Regions from separate parts of the Homo sapiens genome. Here region 2 is linked to region 1. The links are chromatin loops, found by intact Hi-C in ENCODE. Cell type or tissue: A673. All regions are shown on one strand. Links, peaks and the distances in the headings refer to the core of each region. The heading gives the core; the rest is flanking DNA.

Region 1 (13,678 bases), core at 1-8,000:
ACAGACAGGCAAAGGGAAGATTTTCCTTCCCCAGCCTCTCCAGACGTTATAAAATTGTAACCCAGAACCTAAGAGAAAAACTTGTGTGATTACTCATATAAGAATAAAATGTATTTACATGCTAGCTAATACCTGTTTCTGCTTTTAAGTGGTACTCACCTATTTGTTCTGTTTGCAAAGGAAATTCTATTATAACCTCAGAGAACTTACTGACAGCATCAAGAGTATGTTTAGGCTATTTTACAAAGTTATTGCTAGCTCCTCAGTGGTGCAAAAACAGTTTGCAATGTTCTTTATTCTGAAGAAAAAAGGCATAGGTGTCCCTGTAAAGCAACAGGATAGTACTGTGGAGTTACTGTACTTGGAAATGTTTTCATTGCCATCATTTGAGATTGGTTGATTCACAGGTATTAATACAGAAAAGAAGACTATTTATTAGTTTAGGTCAAGCCCCATCTCCAGGCTCCTGCCTTTATCCTGTTGCTTATCATCATCATCATCAATTATGGCATTAACTTTCCCTTTAGAGAACAGCTACCTGCAACTTAAATAATAACATTCCTAAAGAAATTTTAATGGAAAAAAAAAGTTCATTTCTTTTTTTCTTTACTTTTCTTTCTTTTTTTCTTTTTTTCTTTTTTTTTAAGACTGTTTTGCTCTATCACATAGGCTGGAGCACAGTGGCACGATCTTGGCTCACCGCAACCTCCAGCCTCCTGGGTTCAAGTGATTCTCATGCCTCAGCTTCCAGAGTAGCTGGAACTATAGGCACGCACCATCACACCCAGCTAATTTGTATACTTTTGGTAGACATGGGGTTTCACCATGTTGGCCAGGCTAGTCTTAAACTCCTGGCCTCAAGTGATACACTCGCCTTGGCCTCCCAAAATGCTGGGATTACTGGTTGGGGCCACTGTACCCAGCCAATTTCTTAATTAAGCTAGAACTTAGGATAATGTACTACCTTGATATTCAAAGTGCAATCTATATACCAGCAATCAGCATTGCCCAGGAAAAATGCAGAATGTCAGGCCCCATCCCACACCTCTGATTTGGAATTTGCATTTTAATAAGATCCCAGAGTGATTCACCTATATGTTAAAGATTGAGAAGCACTGACCTAGAGAAATTCATGTGGGGACTGGGAATCTGACAAGCAGTTACTGTTTTGAGTCACCACAGTGATAGTAATGAGATATAATTGAAGTATGTACCAGAAACTTCCAGAGTCTAATATTAAAATAACCACAACAACAGAAACAGTGAATTTTAAGTGGATATTTGGTAAATTAAATTTGTCTTTCATTAAGCATTATTTATAAAATTGGCTCATTTTCGTTTTTGTCATCGTTGTTCACTGTAATGTCTGTAAGAACATTCACTGTTATACTCATTCATGCATGAAGGAAGGAAAGACAATGAATCCATGATAGCTATCTCATATTGGGAACAGCTTGAATTGAGTCCTGCATTGAGTCAGGACTCATTCGATGTAAGGTCTTCTAGGGGTGGCCATTTGGACCATCGTGTCTTCAGATTAGGTACAGAGAGCTGCCTGGTTGGAACTCCTACTTGGTAATCAGGATCCACCTCTTGAATAAAAAGGAACAGCTAGTCACTGGAATTTGAAATACAAGAGTTCAACTACTTGTTAGAAGGTAGTTAATATCATGTTTCCCCAAACTACTGTTCGAAGAGAAAATTTGCCTACTACTGTCTGTGTTTTACTGGCTTTATAGTAGCAGATGTTAGTGGTTATGTTAAGGACAATTTCTGGGAGCTCTTGTCTCCATTTACTCCAACTGCCTCCTGTTCATCTTTAGTCAGTCCTCTTTGTGCGTGTGTGTGTATGTGTGTGTGTGTCTGTGGCTTGGCAGAAACAGTTAAAAGACAAGGTTTGAAGGTTATAATATATAAATGGAAATCATGGTGGTTTTTTAAGATGACAGTTTAGAAAATGGTAACAGTATGTAGTTGCTATCACACAAACAGTATATCCCATGATGCCAAAAGAACAATCCTTTCTAATTTAATCAATAATATTATTGCCTGAAAAGTCTTGTTCTCAAGTAGATATGTTTATCTACATCGGCATTATTCTTCACAAGTTTTGCATTCACTGCTTAGAACCAATGATTCTTGATTGTAGAGATTCTTTACTATGTAAAGATTGCTTTTGTTTCTTAATTTGTGAAAAATTAAGAAAACACTTAATTTTTCACAAATTAAGAAATCAGATAATACTCTTGATACGATGTTAGTCTGTAAAGCAGACAATGTGTAAACCAATCAGGGATTATATTTTACTTGGGGAAGCAATGGTAAAGAACAAAAATGAATGGAACCTAGTTCTCAAATCTACTAATTTAATGCACAATTATGTCATTTTCCCAGCCATGGAATGGGTAATAATGGTAATAAATAAAAACATAAATATAAGCAATGTTTTGGAAATTGATTCAACTTGCATTTTCTTAAAAACTATTTTTATGATATTATTGTCCATTCTCTTTGTTATATTCTTGTCATTTAATGTAGATGAAAATTTTCTATTAAATTACTCAAGTTACTGCCTATCAGGGCACCGAAACATGCTTAATACAAAAAGCAATAAGCAATAAGTCTTATTTTCCATGGACTTCCTACCCTATTTATATTAGCTAAATATCACAACATATAATAAACAATTCTCTTTTGGGGGTGCGGGCTAACCATCTGAGTTGTGTTTATACAGAACCCTCAATTTTAAAAACATTACTCTTTATTTCCATTTTTCTTGGAGTTATTTCCAATCTATTTATTTCAATGTTTTGTCATAGATGACAGAAGATAAAATAAACTTTGGGTTCTGTTGATAGTGCTCATTAAAAGGAGAAACAAGAAAGAACAAGTAAATCAAGGTTTATTATTTTTCAACTTTGAGTGGTTTCTATTTTCTAATCATGTCTGTAACATTGTTGTGGAAAGGTAATGGGGATTGTAGTAGAACAGGTATTTTCAAAGGCTTATCAGCTGGGTGAATACTTTTGAAAAATCAAGTGCATACACACGTGTTGCTGTGAGTAAACAGACTGTATTATTTAATCATTAGGAAGAAATGTCCAGTGGTATTTCAATTAAAGTCAATCCTTGTTCTGAGCTTATGTATGAATTCAGTTGAACAACTAATTATACAGAACTTTTTGTTACGGTGGTTGTTGATTGCAGCAACTTCCCTATTTAATTGAGTTTTAAAAAAAACTGAAAAGGGGTATGTCAATATAGCCAACAGAATTATATATTTTTTAAAATTCTGAAAAGCATGACACTCTACACGGCAAGGTAGAACAAAGGCTGCATTTGCTTTTTGAGCTTTTTAAATCTTCTATTTTATCAATTATCTGTGGATGCTTACAAGATACCAAAGGAAATGATTGAAAAGGAAAAATATTAACATTATTAATCTACATGATACAACTTGTTAAACTAATTCATTGTCTAATTTGTCCAGTTGCATTCGTGTAGATTAGGCACATATTATTACATTCCTCAGAGTGTTTCTAAATAATATGTTTTGGGTTACTTTGTGGTGTTAACATGTATGTAAACAGAATATAATAAGTCAGTTTGCCAAATGAGAAATATTCATTGTGTATTACGTTTTTAAAATTGAGTTTCTTTTTCCAGCACGACAATCAGAGACATTTACAAATAGTATTTTAAATACGTTATTTGAAGCAGGAGCCGCTACAACTACAAAATACAGAAATTAAATAGTCACACTTTTTATTCTATTCCTATTCAATAAGCTATAGACATATTTATTTCGACCCTAACATAACCTAAAAAGGAAAAGAAAAGAATTCTTAAACCATAGTATATTAAAATAAAACGACACAGTAGGAATGAAATGAAAGACAATTCAATAGCCTTTATAGCCATAGAGTGATACAATCTCAAATGGTTTTACTCTTTAAATTATTCAGGATTTATAAATTTCTGCCGCCATAACATTTTTTCACAAGTGGAATAAAAATGGCATTTTGCTCACGTAGATCTAGCTGTTCCCTGGGTGGTTGATTCTAGAAAAGCAACAGGCTTTTCCGTCTTACGAGAAGCAACAGTTAGAAACTCTAAGTAGAAAACTCCTACACACAGTGGACGGAACCAGCCAACAGAGAAAGTGGCAGCTATTTCAGTTCATTTTGCAATAGCTTCCAAAAAGAGAGGGAAGAAATATATAAAAGAATGTTGACCCCTTTGAAATGAAAGGACTGTGCTGTGTTACTGTCGCCCCCTCTCCCTTCCAACGTCCCTTAAATTATCAGGATTTTTAGGCATGCTTAGGTTTCTAGAGTAAGGTGAAGCAATATGACTTGATTTATTCTGTTTCAACTTAAATTTGCAAGATGCAGTAAGACAAATTCATAACCTCCCGCAAGAGAACAATACAAGCCTACCCAGGCTCGGGCACTTTTCCTACTAGCAAACATGGACTGTTGTCTTAGCCTGTTGCTCCTGCCACCAGGTGTGCCTGAACCTGGAGAGAGAGGACACTTTGAAACCCAGACTGTGCTCTCGGTGGCAGGGCCTTGGTGCATCCGGGCTCGCGGACTGCGAGGGCCATGGGGATTGCCAGCACCGCGCCTGGGGAGGTGATGGCTGCCGACCACCGGTCCGGGGACCCTAGTGCAGGCCGCCCGGCTGCCAGCAGATGGTGCCCTCCTCATCCAAACACGCAGGGAAACCCAGCTAAAGTAACGCTCAGACTCCGCCCCAGCAGATCCACGGCGCAACAGTCACTCGTCCTTCCCAAAATAGTGCCGAGCACGTTTCCCCTGGAACACCGCAGTAGCCCGTGTGTGTCGAAATTACAAACCAGGGGCGACCGGGTGTGTGTGCCGGAGCGGGGAGCGGGTGCGGAGTGGGACCTCAGGGGCCAGGGGCGAGGTGACCGCCAATGAAACGCAGAGGGCAAAGGGACCTGTCCATTTCCCATCTGCGTAAGCCGAACCGCCGGGCCCCTCGGGAGGCCACTCACCATATTCACTTCGGAGACCATGTCTATGCTGGCGACATCGATCCGCATCCCAACGTCGACGGGGGGCCCTGCCGGGGAGGTGGGCCACATTAGGAACAGATTCTCTCAGTGACAGCAGGCTGGGGAGGGTCTGGGGGCTTCCCAGCCCTTACTCCATTCTTAACGGGCTCCCTCCCTGCTCCCCCCACCACCCCTTTCAGGGGACTGCCTGGGAAAACAGGTGTGGGCACACGCGTGATGCAGTGACTATGCAGAGGGTGTGTCGGCCCGGGAGAAGGTCGCCTCCGCCTGAGGATTCATCCACCTGAGACTGGGGACCCGGGGTGTGTGTGTGTGTGTGTGTGTGTGTGTGTGTGCCCAGGGTATAGTGCACGCTTACGAAAATGACATGCCTTTTCTTTTTTTTTTTTTGACATTTATCTTTGACAGAAAAGGAGAACTAAGGATGGGTTACAGGTTGAAAAAAGATGAAGCGTTACCTCCGAAGTCCGGCCGCAAGCGAATGTCATATCCTTTGAGCAATCTGTCCACTGTCTCTTTCACGTATGACATGTTGCTGGGTTCATTGGTGCTAAGGGGAAGAAGTAGGGACCGTATTCAAAATGAGCACAAACTGTGAGCACATATAAAAAGATACAGGCACACCTACCCCCAAACAACAAGATACATGATCCAGCAGACACGTAAAAAGAAACATACCAAGAAAAAAAGAGAGAGAGAGAGAGAGAGCGAGATTCAACAACAGCAGCTCACCTGTGTGCACAACAGACCATGGTAATCATCACAGGGAAAGAGAGAAGCCCCAGACTCTCTCGATTTTGTACTGTCCACATTACTAACTCTGATTAAAAGAATTGTCTTTTCTGCGAAGATTCAAGGAATGCAACTTAGTCGGCTGCTGGGCAGTAATTCCCGAATGGACCTGCGCATGCGCAGAGCGCGCTCACTACCAAAAGACACCTTGTGCCTTGCAAACAATATTCCTAGTGGAACAGGCAACAGATTTCAATCCCTCTAAAGTTCCTATTTGGGGTGCTCCATGTCCTCCGGGTAGTCAGAGACAAGCTGCTGTTTCCACGCAGGGGATCCTACGAGCATGTGTAAACGGAGTTTCCTTCATGCATTGGAGGTTGCTATGTTGATTTCATTTCTGCCCTCAACCTGATTTTGTTTTTTTTACTGGGCGCTCAGTGATCTGGCTAAGGCTGCCTGTGATTGGCATCTTTCGTTGACAGTCAGGGAGGTCCTAGAACGGGGACTCTGGAGGAGGGTCTGTTGTTCTCTGGTTGCCTGTGGCGGGCACCGGGAGGATGTGATCAGCGGGGGTTGTGGGTGGGGGTGACTGGGAGCAGGGAAGAGTGGAGAGAGAGGGAACGGGAGAGTTACTAAAGGTACAGAGGAAACTCAGGACGTATTTGAGAACTCCAAAAATTAGGTGCCCTTGGGAGGCATCCTAGGACATCTGGCTTGGTGTAGACTTCTGTAGGAGGCAGAGTAGGAGGGGCAAGCCAACTTTTCTTCCACCCCACTTTTCTTCCCTCCCCTTGTCGTTTTTCATCCAGGTTGGGAAATGAGGGAAACAAAGGATCCAGCAGCAGTTCTGGGCAGGCAATCTTTTTTTCTAGGGCCATCCACTGCAAGCCCCACTTATCCTCCAGGTTGTGATAAGAAAAATCTCCTTCTTAAATTGACAGCATTTAAGGTGGTATTTGTGACCCCTAGCAGAACTCTGAAACATCCAGACAGTTTAACCTCTGTTCGCCAGTAGGTTGGGATTCTGCAGGAGCAAGTATTGTTTGAATTAAATCAAATTCAGTAACTTCGATTCTACAAATGTCATTGAGCACATGTTAGGCAGAAGGCCCTGGACTAGGTGTTTGTTCTTTTGTTAAATAGTATATATTAAATTTTGTTGTGGGCATTCTGGGACTTATAACTGATTCAAAAAGGGTTCTTGTCCTAGAGAAATTCACATCTAATGGGAGAGGGACACACACAAGTGTAAGTAAAGCGAATTGTAATCCCTACTCCTATTATAGTCTGCTGCTTACTTTTATGAGGGAAAGAGGAGACAGCTTAAAAATTAGCTTCTAACTAGGATGGAAGTGTCTCAAGGTCAAGAAACTTATGCATATTCTTAGTATTTCCCTACACAGGAGTTACCAAACAAAAAAACGTAATAGAAAAATTTATTCCATTACAATAATAACAAAAAATTCTAATGTACCTAGGAATAACTGGGGGAAAAATATGCACAAGAAGTTTAGAGTGAAGGTACATAACATTATTTAAATACACAAAATATGACCTAGATAAATGGAAAATGTACCATATGGGTAATTGGGAAGACTCAACATTGTAAGGATGTCAATTCTATCCAATGTAAGAAATATAACCAATTTGAATCAAAATTCCTACATTCTAAATGGAAATGAATAAACTAATTCCAAAATTCAAATAGAAGAATGAGGGGGTAAATAAAAGCCAAGAAAACCTGGAAGAAGAAGAAGAAAAAAAGAGAAGGAATATGGGGGCATTTGCCTTTGAGATATCAAGACATTATTGTGCTATATAGAAACTGAATCAGTTTGTCTTTGGCATGGAATTCATGTAGGGATAAAAAGCAAAATAGTACGAGCAAATAGAGAGCACAGAAATACTCCTCTATTTTAAGAGAAGTAGGAAAAGATGAGCTACTCAATAAATGTTGCAAGACAATTTATTATCCATAAGGGAAAAAAGTAGATCTTTACATCATTACATACATGAAAATATATTACAGGTAGATACGTAACTTTAATACAAAAAACAAAACTTTCAAAACTTTAAACTATATAGGAGAATATCTTTATGACTGTGATAAAAGGAAAGATCTAAAGATGAACAAAGTTATAAATGATAAAAAAGATTATTGCGATAACTATGTTAAAATGTAACCTTCTTTAAATCCAAAGCTTCTTCTGAAAAGTCAAGTTATACATAGAAAGAACATGTTTTCAGCAAATTTAACCATCAGAAGGTTTGTATAAAGAAATTACCAGAAAAAAAAACTTCCAGAAGTAAATAAGAAAAGATCAAAAGCCACTCTAAATAAGGAATTGCAAATTAAAGGAATTGTACACTATTTTAAACTCATGAGATATGCAAAACTTAAGAATATTAAAAATTGGCTTTTAAAACTCCATATATTTTCAGTAGACATATAAATTGATCTAAACACTTTGTACCACTCTTTGGACATACTAGTAAAGTCAAAGATGCCCATGCTCTTTGGCCCAGAATTGCTACCACTCAGAATATACCCTAGTGATAAACTCATGCAGTCTAAGAATATTTATGGCAGTGTTGTTTTTAGTAGTGCAAAACTGGCAACAATTTTTATTAATTGGAAATAAATAGGAATATAATCACACAATGTAATACAACAGTCAAAATAGTTGAATGTCTACATGCTTCTACACTGACAAATCCCAGAAGTAAAACACTGAGCAAAAACGAAACAAGAGCAAGGTGCAGAATGATATAATGAGCCATGATAACATAAATTTTAAAATATTTAAGTGTAAAACCCAAAAGATATATTATGTACATATACACCATATATATATATATGGTATATATACCATATATACACATATACACCATATATATGTATATATACCATATATACATATATATACACATATATACACATATACATATATATGGTGTATATGTATGTGTCGGGGTGTGTGTTTGTGTGTGTATGTATATATATACACATACACAGAATAGAGAACAAAAATAAGAAGGATACCACACTTTAAGGTTCAAATGAATCTACAATATTTTATCAAAAAAATTTCATTCCAATTAGCCACAACATGATATGTGGGTGTTCATCATTCTACTCTCCATATATTTCTAGATATTTGAAATATTTTACAAAAAGCTGATCAAAACTGATAACGAAGTGACCAATTAGGAGATACATTTGCAATTTATATTTTAAAATGTTTATGCCAATCAATGAGAGAAATAAATGTCTAATAAATAATGAGCAAACAATTGTAACAAGCATTTCACCAAAGAATCTCTAATATTTGATAGCAGAGTAGGGTGACTGTAGTCAGTAACTTAATTGTACATTTTAAAATAACATAAACAGTGTATTTGGATTGTTTGTAATTTCAAGGATAAGTGCTTAAGGGGATGGATACCTCATTCTTTATGATGTGCTTATTTCACGTAACATATCTATATCAAAACATCTCATGTACCCCATAAACATACACACCTAGTATGTACCTGCAAAACTTTTTAAAAAATAGAAAATATTTAAAAAAATAATTAAGTGACCAATAAATATATTGTAAAGTTTCAAGCTCAGTAGTAATCAAATGAATACAATTTTTAAAATAGATATGAAGTACCATTTTCACTTGTTGGTTTGCTAGTTTAAAATGGTTTAACCTTAAGTATCATGGAAGCTGTGGAAAAATACAATTTCATATACTTTGGGGACAGTATAAATTGCCACAATTTATTTTAAGGATGATTTGTAATACTAATAGTAATATAATATGTTATTGGATGCATGTATTGGTGGCATTTGCCTTCTGTTCAATTGATCAGTTTTTCTGATTTAACCTAATATGATATAATTTTATTATAATCACTCATTGTTAGAAAAGTATGAATTTTGATAAGGCAGCAACACCATTATTGCTTTTCAAGATATTTACATATCCTTTGTTATGTTTACATACTTTATTTTCTAGCTTAAGTATAGCATTAATTTAATACAATCTAAAAATCTCATGTTATTTTTATATTGCATTAAATATTCTAATTAACTTAAGAAGTCATTTTAACCTGTGTTAATAGGAATGGCACCACTTCACTTTTTGCATATCAATTTATCCTCTAGTGATATATTATTTTCTTTAAAAAAAAATTCTTGTGTTTCAGGTTATATTAATAGCCAGCTATTTAATATACTTTAGCTATATGAAAATGCATTTTTCACTTTGCATTTTTCAGCTCTTCTTATTTATATATTATAGCATGGACCTTTGAGGATAAAACTTGTATCATGTAATAAGCCAAGTATATTTTTACCTCTTTTTATTTTTACTTCCTGTTATGTAACAATTTTCATATTATATTTAAAAATTCATATTGCAATTTTTTCTGGGTTTATTCTTTTTGGAATGTCTTCTCAAATTATTATTTATGATATTTTTACTGTTTGATAAATTGTGGTGATAATAAGGATATTCATTGCTCCTTTCAGGTATAATTCTAGCCAAATAAATATGATATTTTGTTTCAAAATGTACGCTCTATCTTACTAATAAAGAGATGTTCTAAGCCATTACTTTTATTAAAATGTTACCATTGCATTAATAAGTATAGTTAACATTTTAATAGGCTTATTATTTATCAGCACTATTTTAAACACTTGACATATCTAGTGTTCATAATATCTTAAGAGGTAGGGATATATAATTAGTTCTGTTTTAAAGATGAAGACACTTAAACACAGAAAGTAACTTATCCAAGGTCAAACAAAAAATGAGAGACAAAATTCAAATTCAAATAGTCTAATGACAGTTTACATTCTTTTCTAGTACGTTATTAATTATGAAAAATGTTGCCAGCATAAAATATATTTTAACCTCTACTGAGATAATTAAATGCTTTTGCAACTTCTCCTGTATAATTAAATGCATTTAGGGTTTAACATATGTTATTAGTGATTTATATTTTAGAAGAAGCCCAAATTACGTAAAGAATTTGTATTTGAGTACAGAAGACCATGCTATCCAAGTAGAATCTTATGAAGGATACTCTGCAAATCCTGATTTGCAGTGTTGTGCCCTCTAGTTGGTCCCTGTAATGCTGTGGGTCAGGAAAAGTCACAGAGAATGAGGACTATTAAGCCTGTTACCGGTAATATATTGTTTGTAGAGCATCATTTAAAAAGTGTTGCCATTTATATCTGTGTTAATGTGTTTTTACATATTTTATAGTAAAATAGATTTTACTGTTTACTGTTGTTGTTTAGTAGAAACTATAATTTTTATCTTCTTTTATAAAATAAATATTTAGTGCCTGATATTAACTGGAGAACAAAACAAACAACCCGGTGATTATCTGGTGAACACTTTCCAGCTGAACATATAAACTTTGCGCTAATTCATTTATTCGTGAGTGTATTTAAAAACATTTTTAGAACTATGCAACAATAAGTGATACAAACTGTTGGGGCAAGGGCACCCAAATCACCAATATATAATAAAAAATGCTAGAAACGTGAAAAGGACTTTTTATTTATTTATTTATTTATTTTTACACTAAGGTCTCACTATGTTGCCTAAGCTGATCTCAAACTTCCTGAATTCAAGAGATCCTCCCACCTCGGCCTTCAGAGTAGCTGCCATTGCGGCCAGCAAAAACATTTTTTCTTGCCTTGGAATATCAGGGAAGACACCTCAATAGAGTTGAAACTTTCTGCTAGATCTTGAAATTCACCAAGTTGAGAATTTGGGAGGAGTTAGAACAGGTGGAAAGCACAAGTAAAGGCTTTGAGTTTTAAAGTTGATGGCATTACAAAAAAAACGGAAGTAGTAAAGGCAGAATTGAACAAAATTATGTTTGCAGTGGTGAGAGGAGAGGGGATAATGAGAAGAGGATAGGAATGGAGTAAGATGGTGAGAGGTATGTTTCCAATTTATAGCTAAGCAAGACAAGATTAGCAAAAGAAATCTGGGGATTTGTTTGGGAAAAAAACTTCTTTTACTCTGCCTCATGTTAAATACATATTCTTCATTAATTAACTGAGATAAGAACATTGCTAATCTGTCATTTTTATTTTGTTGTCATTAAAATTATTTTAAGATAGATTTAAAGAAAAATTTAGAAAAACCTGGACTGAGAATATGACATAGTGACAGTAATTAATTAAGAAATAATCTAATTACTTTCTGTGGAAAAAAAATTCAAGTTTATAAAACTATCCTCTCCCTGAAATGCAAATCGAAATCACAATACAATACCGCCTTACTCCTGCAAGAATGGCCATAATCAAAAAATAATAGATATTGGCATGGATGCAGAAAAGGGAACACTTCTACACTGCTGGTGGGAATGTAAACTAGTACAACCACTATGGAAAACAGTGTGGCGATTCCTAAAAGAACTAAAATAGAACTACCATTTGATCAAGTAATCCCACTACTGGGTATTTACCCAGAGGAAAATAAATCAGTATATGAAAAAGATACTTGCACACGCATGTTTATAGAAGCACAATTTGCAATTCCAAAAATGTGGAGCCAACCCAAATACGCATCAATCAATGAGTGGATAAAAAAATTGTGAGATACATATATATATGATATATATATGTGATATATGTGATATATATGCTATATATATGGATTTATGAAATTGAAATGTAATTGTAAATTTTAAAATGAAATTCCACAAATGGGTTGAATGGCACAGTAGAAGATTTTATTAGTTAGCTAGATAATAAAAACAAATAACATATATATATATATATATGATGGAATACTACCCAGCCATAAAAAGGAATGAATTAATGGCATTCACAGCAACATGGCTGGAATTGGAGACTATTATTCTAAGTGAAGTAACTCAGGAATGGAAAACCAAACATTATATGTTTTCACTCATAAGTGGGAGCTAAGCTATGAGGATGCAAGGGCATAAGAATGACACAGTGAACTTTGGGGATTCAGAAGGAAAGGGTCAGAAGGTGGTATGGGATAAAAGACTACAAATGGGTTCAGTGTATACTGCTCGGGTGATGGGTGCACCAAAATCTCACAAATCATCACTAAGGAACTTATCCATATAACCAAATGCCACTTCTTCCCCAAAAATGTATGGAAATAAAAAATTTTAAAAATAAAACTATCCTCTCTGTGAGAGATAAAACTTAAATCATCCAGCATTTTAAACAACAAATATTTTCTTCGGTCGCATGTCACTGCTACTACATACTAAAGCTGAATAAATATCGAATGGAGGATTTGGGGGATTGCAAATTTCTTTCCCTTCCTGTCATTAGAAATGTATTAGCCATAGTCATGGAATGGTTTTAATTTGTGCTTAAGAAATAAAATACTTCTCAATATGAACCCTCACATAAAAATATGGGCATATAATAAAAAGTCAGCAAGCCTTTAAGAAAAATCAATATCATGAAGTATAGGAAGTAAATTCCAGAAGCAGAAAATTAAATCCCATGGAAAGTAAAACTACTTTAAAACAAGTATAAAAGCATCCAAGAGTACACAACAAGAAGAACAAACTACTAGGAAAGAACAAACTACTAGGAGAAAACAAAAAACAACAACAAAAACTAAGATTTATGAAATTGAAATGTAATTGTAAATTTTAAAATGAAATTCCATAAATGGGTTGAATGGCACAGTAGAAGATTTTATTAGTTAGCTAGATAATAGAAACAAATAACAATCTAGATGGCATTGCAAAAGGTAAAGACACATTGAAAACGATCCAAAAAATCTAACAAGAGTTACATAAGAAAAGAACAGAGAAAAAGAAGGGGAGGAAATAATTTTTAAAAGTAATGTTCCCGGAATAACAACAGTTATTAGTTTACACCCTTACTCAATTTTTTTC
Region 2 (8,000 bases), core at 1-8,000, 90 kb before region 1:
AGGGATTTAAATAGGTTTTTTTCTATTCAAACTGTATCTGACTTTGGCATACATATTTTATAATTCTTAAAAATAACATGGAAAAGGACAGCTGTATTATGAACATGAAAGCAGAGGCTAACCACCTACATAGAAAACATTTTTAGTACCTCATCTATCTTATGTAGAAATGGGAGGCTCTCTGTATATAAAAAAGATAGAAATAGATATGCATATATCATTCAGGTATTTTATTACCTCCTCTTTCTACTGGTTTGGCTTCATTACTAATCTTCCTGCAATATTTTCCAGTATGTCCTCTCTTCTATGATTCAATATCTGCATAGTCATTAGTTCAACCTTGTGAAGATTTTCTTACCTATTTGTGTACCCATTAAACAAATGACAAGCTTCCTAGCATAGCATTAAAACATTCCATAGTCTGATTCTTAATCTCCTCTACAGACTTCTCTCTCATCATTCTCTTATATCGACATCATAGTCAATGTAAATCTGATGATTTTTGCCACTTTACGTGTATATTTGTTTTTCTGCAAGTCCAGATATTTTCTAGCTTTGTTGAGGTGTACTTGATAAATAAAAATTGTAATATATTTAAGATGTACAAAATGGTGTCTTAAAATACACATACATTGTGAAATAATTACCACAATCAAGCTAACATTTCTATAACCTCACATAATTATGATATTTTTGGCATGTGGTGAGAATACTTATAATCAACTTTCTTATCAAATTGCAATTAAACAATACTGTATTATTAACTATAGTCACCATGTTATACATTAGGTCTTTAGAACGCATTTATCTTTCATAACTGAGCCTTTATAACCTGACCAACATCTTTGCCCCCAACTTGGCCCAAACCTATTCTATTATTGAGTTCACCTTTTTTACATTCTACATATATGTGAGATTATGCAGTATTTGTCTTTCTGTGCCCAGCTTATTTCACTTAGTATAATTTCCTCTAGGTTCATCCATGCTATTGCAAATGTCAGGATATATTTTTTAAAGGCTGGATAATATTGCATTGTGTGTGTATGTATGTGTGTATTCACACATACAATGCAATACACATACATATATATGTGTGTATATATGTATGTATACATATATAGACACAATGCAATATTAGGCAATATATGCACAATCCAGCCTTAATATATATTTATATATATATTATATATTTTCTTTATTCATCAGTTGATGAGCACTCAAGATTTCTTCATGTCTTTGTGTTGTTTATTCATTAAGAAATTATACTTTGGGCCGGGCGCGGTGGCTCACGCCTGTAATCCCAGCACTTTGGGAGGCCGAGGCGGGCGGATCACGAGGTCAGGAGATTGAGACCATCCCGGCTAAAACGGTGAAACCCCGTCTCTACTAAAAATACAAAAAATTAGCCGGGCGTAGTGGCAGGCGCCTGTAGTCCCAGCTACTTGGGAGGCTGAGGCAGGAGAATGGCGTGAACCCAGGAGGCGGAGCTTGCAGTGAGCCGAGATCCCGCCACTGCACTCCAGCCTGGGCGACAGAGCGAGACTCCGTCTCAAAAAAAAAAAAAAGAAATTATACTTTGTTGTGTCTAGAGATACCTATGTATCTATAGCTATCTTGAAATAATTTTATCTTTTAATTTTTATACTAAAGTTTAAATAATATATGCCCCATTATTACTGTATTAGAGTATTTTTAATTTGACTATATGTTTACCTGTATCAATGAGTTTTATATTTTCGTATGTTTTCATGTTACCAATTAATAGCATAAAATAATTAGCATCATTTCATTTCAATATGAAGAACATCTTTTAACATTTTGTGTAAGGCAGGGCTAATGGTGACAATCTCTTTCAGCTTTTATTTGTCTGAGAAGATCCATATCTCTCCCAGAGCTTTGCTGGGAGTAGTACTCTTGTTTGGAAGCTGTTTTTCTTTTAAAACTTTGTATATATCATTCCATTCTCTCTTAGCCTGTAAGGTCTCTGCTGAGAGAAATCTGCGATAGACTCATGAAAATGCCCTTTTATGTGGTGTTTTACTTGCTTGTTTCAAAATTATCTGTCTTTAATTCTTGATAAGTTAATTAGAATGTGTCTATATATAATCTTCTTCAGGTTAATCCTGTTTTGGAATCTCTAAGCTTCATGGCTTTAGATGTCCATACCCCTCCCATTATTTTTTTGAATAAATTTTCTGCAACTTTCTCTCTTTATTTTCCTCTAGAAATCTCATAATGCATATTTGTTTGCTTGATGGTATCTAATAAATCCTGTGGTCTTTCCTTCCTCCTTTTCATTTTCTTTCCTTTCTTCCTTGACTGGATGATTTCACATGACCTGTCTTTTAGTTCACTGATTCTTCTGCTTAATCAAGTCTGCTGTTGAAGTTCTGTATTGCAATTTTATTTCATTTATCATATTTTTCAGCTCCAGAATTTGTTAGGTTCTTTTCTGCAATTTCTATTTCTTTGTTGAACTTCCAATTTTGTCATGTATTATTTTCCTGATTTCACTGAGTTTTCTGTCTGTTTTCGTGTAGTGCACTGAGAATCCTTGAAGCAATTATTTAGAATTTTTTTGTCAGGCAATTTATAGATTTCCGTTTCTTTAGGATTAGTTACAGAGCTTTATTAGTTTCCTTTGTGGTTTTATATTTGCCTGATTCTTCTTAAATTGTGTAGTCTTGTGTTGATGTTTGTGTATTTGAAAGACCAAACACCTCTTCCTGTCTTTACAGATTAGTTTTGGCAGGTACAGACCTTCTCATGCTGGGGCTAATGGTACTGCCTCCAGGATTGCAGTTGAGCAGGTCTGAAATCAGGTCACGCAGTTGTTGCCAGTTATCCATAAACCCAGAATGAACATGCATTCTGTTTGCAAAACTCTTCTAATGCCAATATCCAATTTTAAAATTCTACTCATCCTTTAAGACCATGAGGTTTCTCTCATAAATTTTTAACTTTTTTTCTCAAATGATCTATAAGCCCTCATGAGCTCCTCTAACAATTGGTTTAAACAACTGAAAGACTTATCTGAGGCCTTTATGACTGCAGATGTATAGTTAGATGTGTATATATATATTTTTTTCAGGTATATATATGCCAGAAAAGCAAGATTATATATATATGCATGTGTGTGTGTGTGTGCATGTGTGCATTTATACATATATATGATATATATAATATATATAATATATTATATATCATATATTAATATATAATATATTATATATTATATATATTATATATAAGATATATATCATATATATGATATAATATATATAATATAATATATAATATAATATAATATATAATATATGATATATAATATATTATATATAATAATATATGATATATAATATATTATAATATATTATATATATAATAATATATGATATATCATATATCATATATCATATTATATATATAATATATCATATATATGATATATCATATCATATATATTTATATATATAAAATAATGTAATATATTATAATATATAATATATTATAATATATGAAATAATGTAATATATTATAATATATGAAATAATGTAATATATTATAATATATAATATATTATAATATATGAAATAATGTAATATATTATAATATATAATATATTATAATATATGAAATAATGTAATATATTATAATATATAATATATTATAATATATAAAATAATATATTATAATATATAATATATATGTGTATATATGTATATATGTAATATATATATAAAATATAATATCTAAAGTATAATATATTATCTAATATATATTATATAATATTATCTAATATATATAATATTATATAATACATATTATATATAATCATATATATGTATAAATACACACACACACATACACATATGTATGTATAAGAACTGGATTTATTTCGTCTCTAGCCCAGAATAGTACCTTTTGTAAAGTAGGTAGTGAATAAATTGTATTTAAAAGAGTGAAAAAATAAATACTGAATCATTGAATTTCAAGTTATGTTTGTGATGTCAAAAAGGCAGAGCACTGGAATAATTCAAGAGAAAATGAGTTGTACATCTACTCGCTTTCATTGCATTGTATAATTGCAGCTTCCTATTTTGTAGGTTAATAAGACAGTATAACAGCTATTAAATTTCTGTTTCACAGCTTCAATCCCAAGCTTTTACACTATATACGTGCTGAGTTAGGGCTAGTATTCTACCAGTCATTTCAGCTGGTCAGCTCGTTTTTCTCAGGATCTGCCAGTAGAGGGAGCTAGAGGAAGGCTTCAAGGCTAGGGGAAGAAGAAAGTACTTGCTCCTTTCTACTTGTTTCCAGTGAGCTTCTTGCCCACTGTGGTTCCTGTGAGCCTCACTTCAGCAAGGCTTCATCAACTCAGCAGTGACAGTTTTGTCCTGTGACAGCAGCTGTTGCAGTTTTTACAACACTTGCAGAACCAAGTCTATCATACTTCCCCTCAGAGACATTAGCTCCTGCTTAGAAGCACCCAGTGTCCTTTGAGACTGGAGTTTCAGTTCCATGGGGTTCTTCCTCTCAGTGTCTTAAGTTTTCTAACATCTTTCCTTATTTTACCATGAGAGTAGTACCTGCTTTCTGAAGTTGGTGCTTCCATGATATGTTAGAATTACCTTTTACTCTTTCAGTTGCTCAGTTGACAACTTTACGGCTAGTTAACAATTCTTTATATTTCTCTGGTCAAAAAGAAATCTGTTCTGGTTCCTGTCTTCTTATTGGACCTTAACTGATAATCATGGGAAACGTATCAAATGTGAAAAAAAGGAAGACTTTTTCTACAAAAAATGATGAACTAAACAGTCTGAAAATTATTTCACCCAGAACAAATTCAGCAAATTGAGATTCAACACTGTCAACTAAAAATTTAAACCTCTCTGCAGAAAAGTATTTCCTTGGCCACTGATGATTCAAAGTTTTCAAGCATAAATCCAGTTATGTGATTTTGGAGGTATAAGCTCAGGGCAGTGTTACAGAACTAGGATGATCACATATTAAGTACTGACAGGACTTTCCCAGAAGCTCTGCTCTAGGCTGTTTTTGGAGTCTGAGAGTCTAGAGAGGAGTTAAGGATATAGATATCATGGAAATGGATTAGAATACTAGGAAATAGACATGCCTTTTTTCTGGGTATGTTCACAAGAAGATCATGCCTAACAAATTAATATTATTTAACTATTAAGTAGTAAAAACAGAAGCTTTAAGAAATTAAATGCATTGAAGTATGTTCAAATCAAATGGGATTGCTTGATAAAACATATTTTGTTTCCATTTAGAATAATCGTTTATAAGTCCCTAGTATAAGAAAACCATCTCAAAATTCCAAACGACTGTTGTCTTTAATTTGCATAAAATAATTTAACTATGACTCAGCTTAACAAAAATTAGTTTGCATATTCATTCTTTGAGGTGGATTCCTTTCCCATATTGAAAATATATTATGATAGAGAAATACCTTAGATACATCTCAATTTAGTGGCATTTTTGTGTCCTCATATGTTATAAAATATAATTTTGTGCACAATTTTTGAAAATCACATTCTATTTAGGAGTGGGAGGTGAAGCAAGATGGCCAAATGGAAGCCTTCATCAATCATCCTCCCTTCAGGAACACCAAATTTAACAACTATTGACACAAAAAAGCACCTTCTAAAAACCAAAACTCAGGTGAGTGATCACAGTACTTGGTTTTTTAACTTCATATCGCTGAAAGAGACACTGAAGAGAGTAGTAAAGACAGTCTTGATTTTCCGATGCCACCCATCTCCTATTCCCTGGCAGTGGCCTCAGGGGTGGGGAGAGAGAATCTATGTGCTTGGAAGAAGAAAAGCACAGCAATTGTGGGGCTTTGCATTAAAACTCACTCCTGTCAACACTGGGCAGAACTCAGCCAACACACATGGACATGGAGGGAGCATTTAGATGAGCCCTAGCCAGAGGAGTGGTCAGAGCCTGAGTTTACCCAACCCAGTGGTCAGAGCCTGAGTTTTACTAAGCTTTGCCACCAAGGACTAAAGTGCTCTGGGGTCCTAAATAAACTTGAATGGTAGTCTAAGTTACAATGACTGCAACTCCCAGGCAAGTCTTAGTGCTGTCCTGGGCTCAGAGCCAGTGGAGTTGGAGGGCATGCAGCCTAGTGAGACACCAGCCAGGGCAGCTTGTGCCCCTTCTTCAACACCAGGCAGCACAGCTCATAGATCCGAAAAGTCTCCTTTCTTCTGCTTCAGAAGAGGAGAGGGGAGAGTAAAAAGGACTCTTGCAACCTGGATATCAACTCAGCCACAGTAGAATAGGGCACTGGGCAGAGTCATGAGGACCCCACTGCAGACCCTAGCTCCTGGATGACATCTCTAGACACAATTGGTCAGAAGGGAACCTGCTGCCTTGAGAGGAAGGACCTAGCCCTGGCATGATTTATCAACTGTTGATTAAAGAGCTGTTGGATCCTGAATAATCAGTACCTGTAACTAGGAGTACATGCCGTGGACTTTCAGTGAGACTCTTGAGACATGCTGGGTTCAGGTGTGACCCAGAATATTCACAGCTGTGGTGATTATGAGGAGAGACTCCATCTGCTTGAGAAAAGCAGAGGAAAGAGTAAAGGGGATTTTGCCTTGCAGCTTAGGTACCAGTTCAGCTGCAGCGAGGTAAAGCACCAGGCAGGCTCTCAGAGTCCCCAGTTCCAGACCTTGGCTCATGGATGGCATTTCTAGACCAGCCCTGGGCCACAGGGGAGTGGAGATTAAGTCCAATGTTTCCTTGTTGATTTTCTGTCTGGAAAATCTATCAAACGCTGAAAGTGGGTGTTGAATTCTCCAGCTAATATTGTATCAGAGTCAATCTCTCTTTAGCTCTAATAATATTTGCTTTATATATTTGGGTGCTCTAGTGTTGGGTGCATATGTGTATATATATGGATATATACACACATACACACATTGTTGTATCCTATTGCTGAATTGACTGCTTTATAATTATATAATTAACTTTTTTGTCTCTTTTTATAGTTTTTGACTTAAAATTTATTTTTTCCTGCAGATCATGAATATTTTTGTTTATCCAGTTTTTCAGCAACATCAAATTGACTTTTTAATTTGTGCCTACATGGGTGTTTAATAATGTTGCATTGTTTTGATTTCGCATGTCCTTAATTACTAGTTACATTAAACCTCTTTTCAGAAGCTTATTGGCCACATGCCCTTTTTTTTTTGAAACAGCCTTTTAAAATCTGTTACTATTTTTCTACTGAGTAGTTTTATGTTACAGATTGTAATACTGTGTGTTTATACACCCTTTAAAAATGTTCTGCCCAGTGGCTCACCCTGGTAATCCTAGCACTTTGGGAGGCCGAGGTGGGCAGATCACCTGAGGTTGGGAGTTCAAGACCAGCCTGACCAACATGGAGAAACCTTGTCTCTGCTAAAAAATACAAAATTAGCTGGGTGTGGTGGTGCATGCATGTAATCCCAGCTACTCAGGAGGCTGAGGCAGCAGAATCGCTTGAACCCTGGAGGCAGAGGTTGCAGTGAGCTGAGATTGTGCCATTGCACTCCAGCCTGGGCAACAAGAGCGAAACTCAGTCTCAAAAAAAAAAAAAAAGAAAGAAAAAGAAAATGTTTTGTCAATCTGAGTTTTGTGATTTAACTTTATTCATGATGTCTGAGGTTGAAGGAGGTTTTATTTTAATGTGGTCAAATTTAATAAACTTTTATTATATGTCTTTATTTTTGTATCTTGTTTAAAAACTCCACTGTTTCCTAAAGTCATAAATTTGCCCCTATTTTCTTCTAAATTTGAATATTTTACTTTGGGTTTTATGTATATCTGAAATTTATTTGGGGTATAATATGAATAAAAATATAATTTTATTTTATTGTATATTTGCCATTGATTCCCAGCACATTTTATTAAACAGTCAATCTTCCCCTTCTGATTTGTAATTCTCTCTCCATTCTATGCCAAATTTCCATGTGGTTATAGATAGA

What was found. Hi-C counts contacts between places; a loop is a spot of excess contacts. Peaks named below come from ENCODE experiments on the same cell type or tissue, not always from the same donor. Only the 100,000 strongest peaks of a DNase experiment are listed, where the experiment ranks them.
Region 2: it touches region 1 in a loop (2.5-fold over the local background); 6 of 110 quality-filtered maps call a loop at or near these places.

What each region holds. Positions count from the first base shown.
Region 1 is chr4:47,023,827-47,037,504 of GRCh38, reverse strand. GABRB1 (gamma-aminobutyric acid type A receptor subunit beta1) reads right to left here and starts at 5,938. Exons shown (of 9, transcript NM_000812.4): 1 at 5,774-5,938; 2 at 5,500-5,591; 3 at 5,021-5,088. The coding sequence starts at 5,853. In A673, for the core only: CTCF peaks have their summits at 4,471 and 4,673 (motif pointing right); DNase peaks (open chromatin) are centred at 4,734 and 5,954; H3K4me3 peaks cover 2,410 bases; H3K27me3 peaks cover 340 bases.
Region 2 is chr4:47,119,125-47,127,124 of GRCh38, reverse strand. The region is part of intron 3 of GABRB1 (gamma-aminobutyric acid type A receptor subunit beta1); the gene reads right to left. Among named protein-coding and RNA genes, the nearest start is that of GABRB1, 92 kb to the right of the region's middle. In A673, for the core only: a CTCF peak has its summit at 4,234 (motif pointing right); a DNase peak (open chromatin) is centred at 4,254.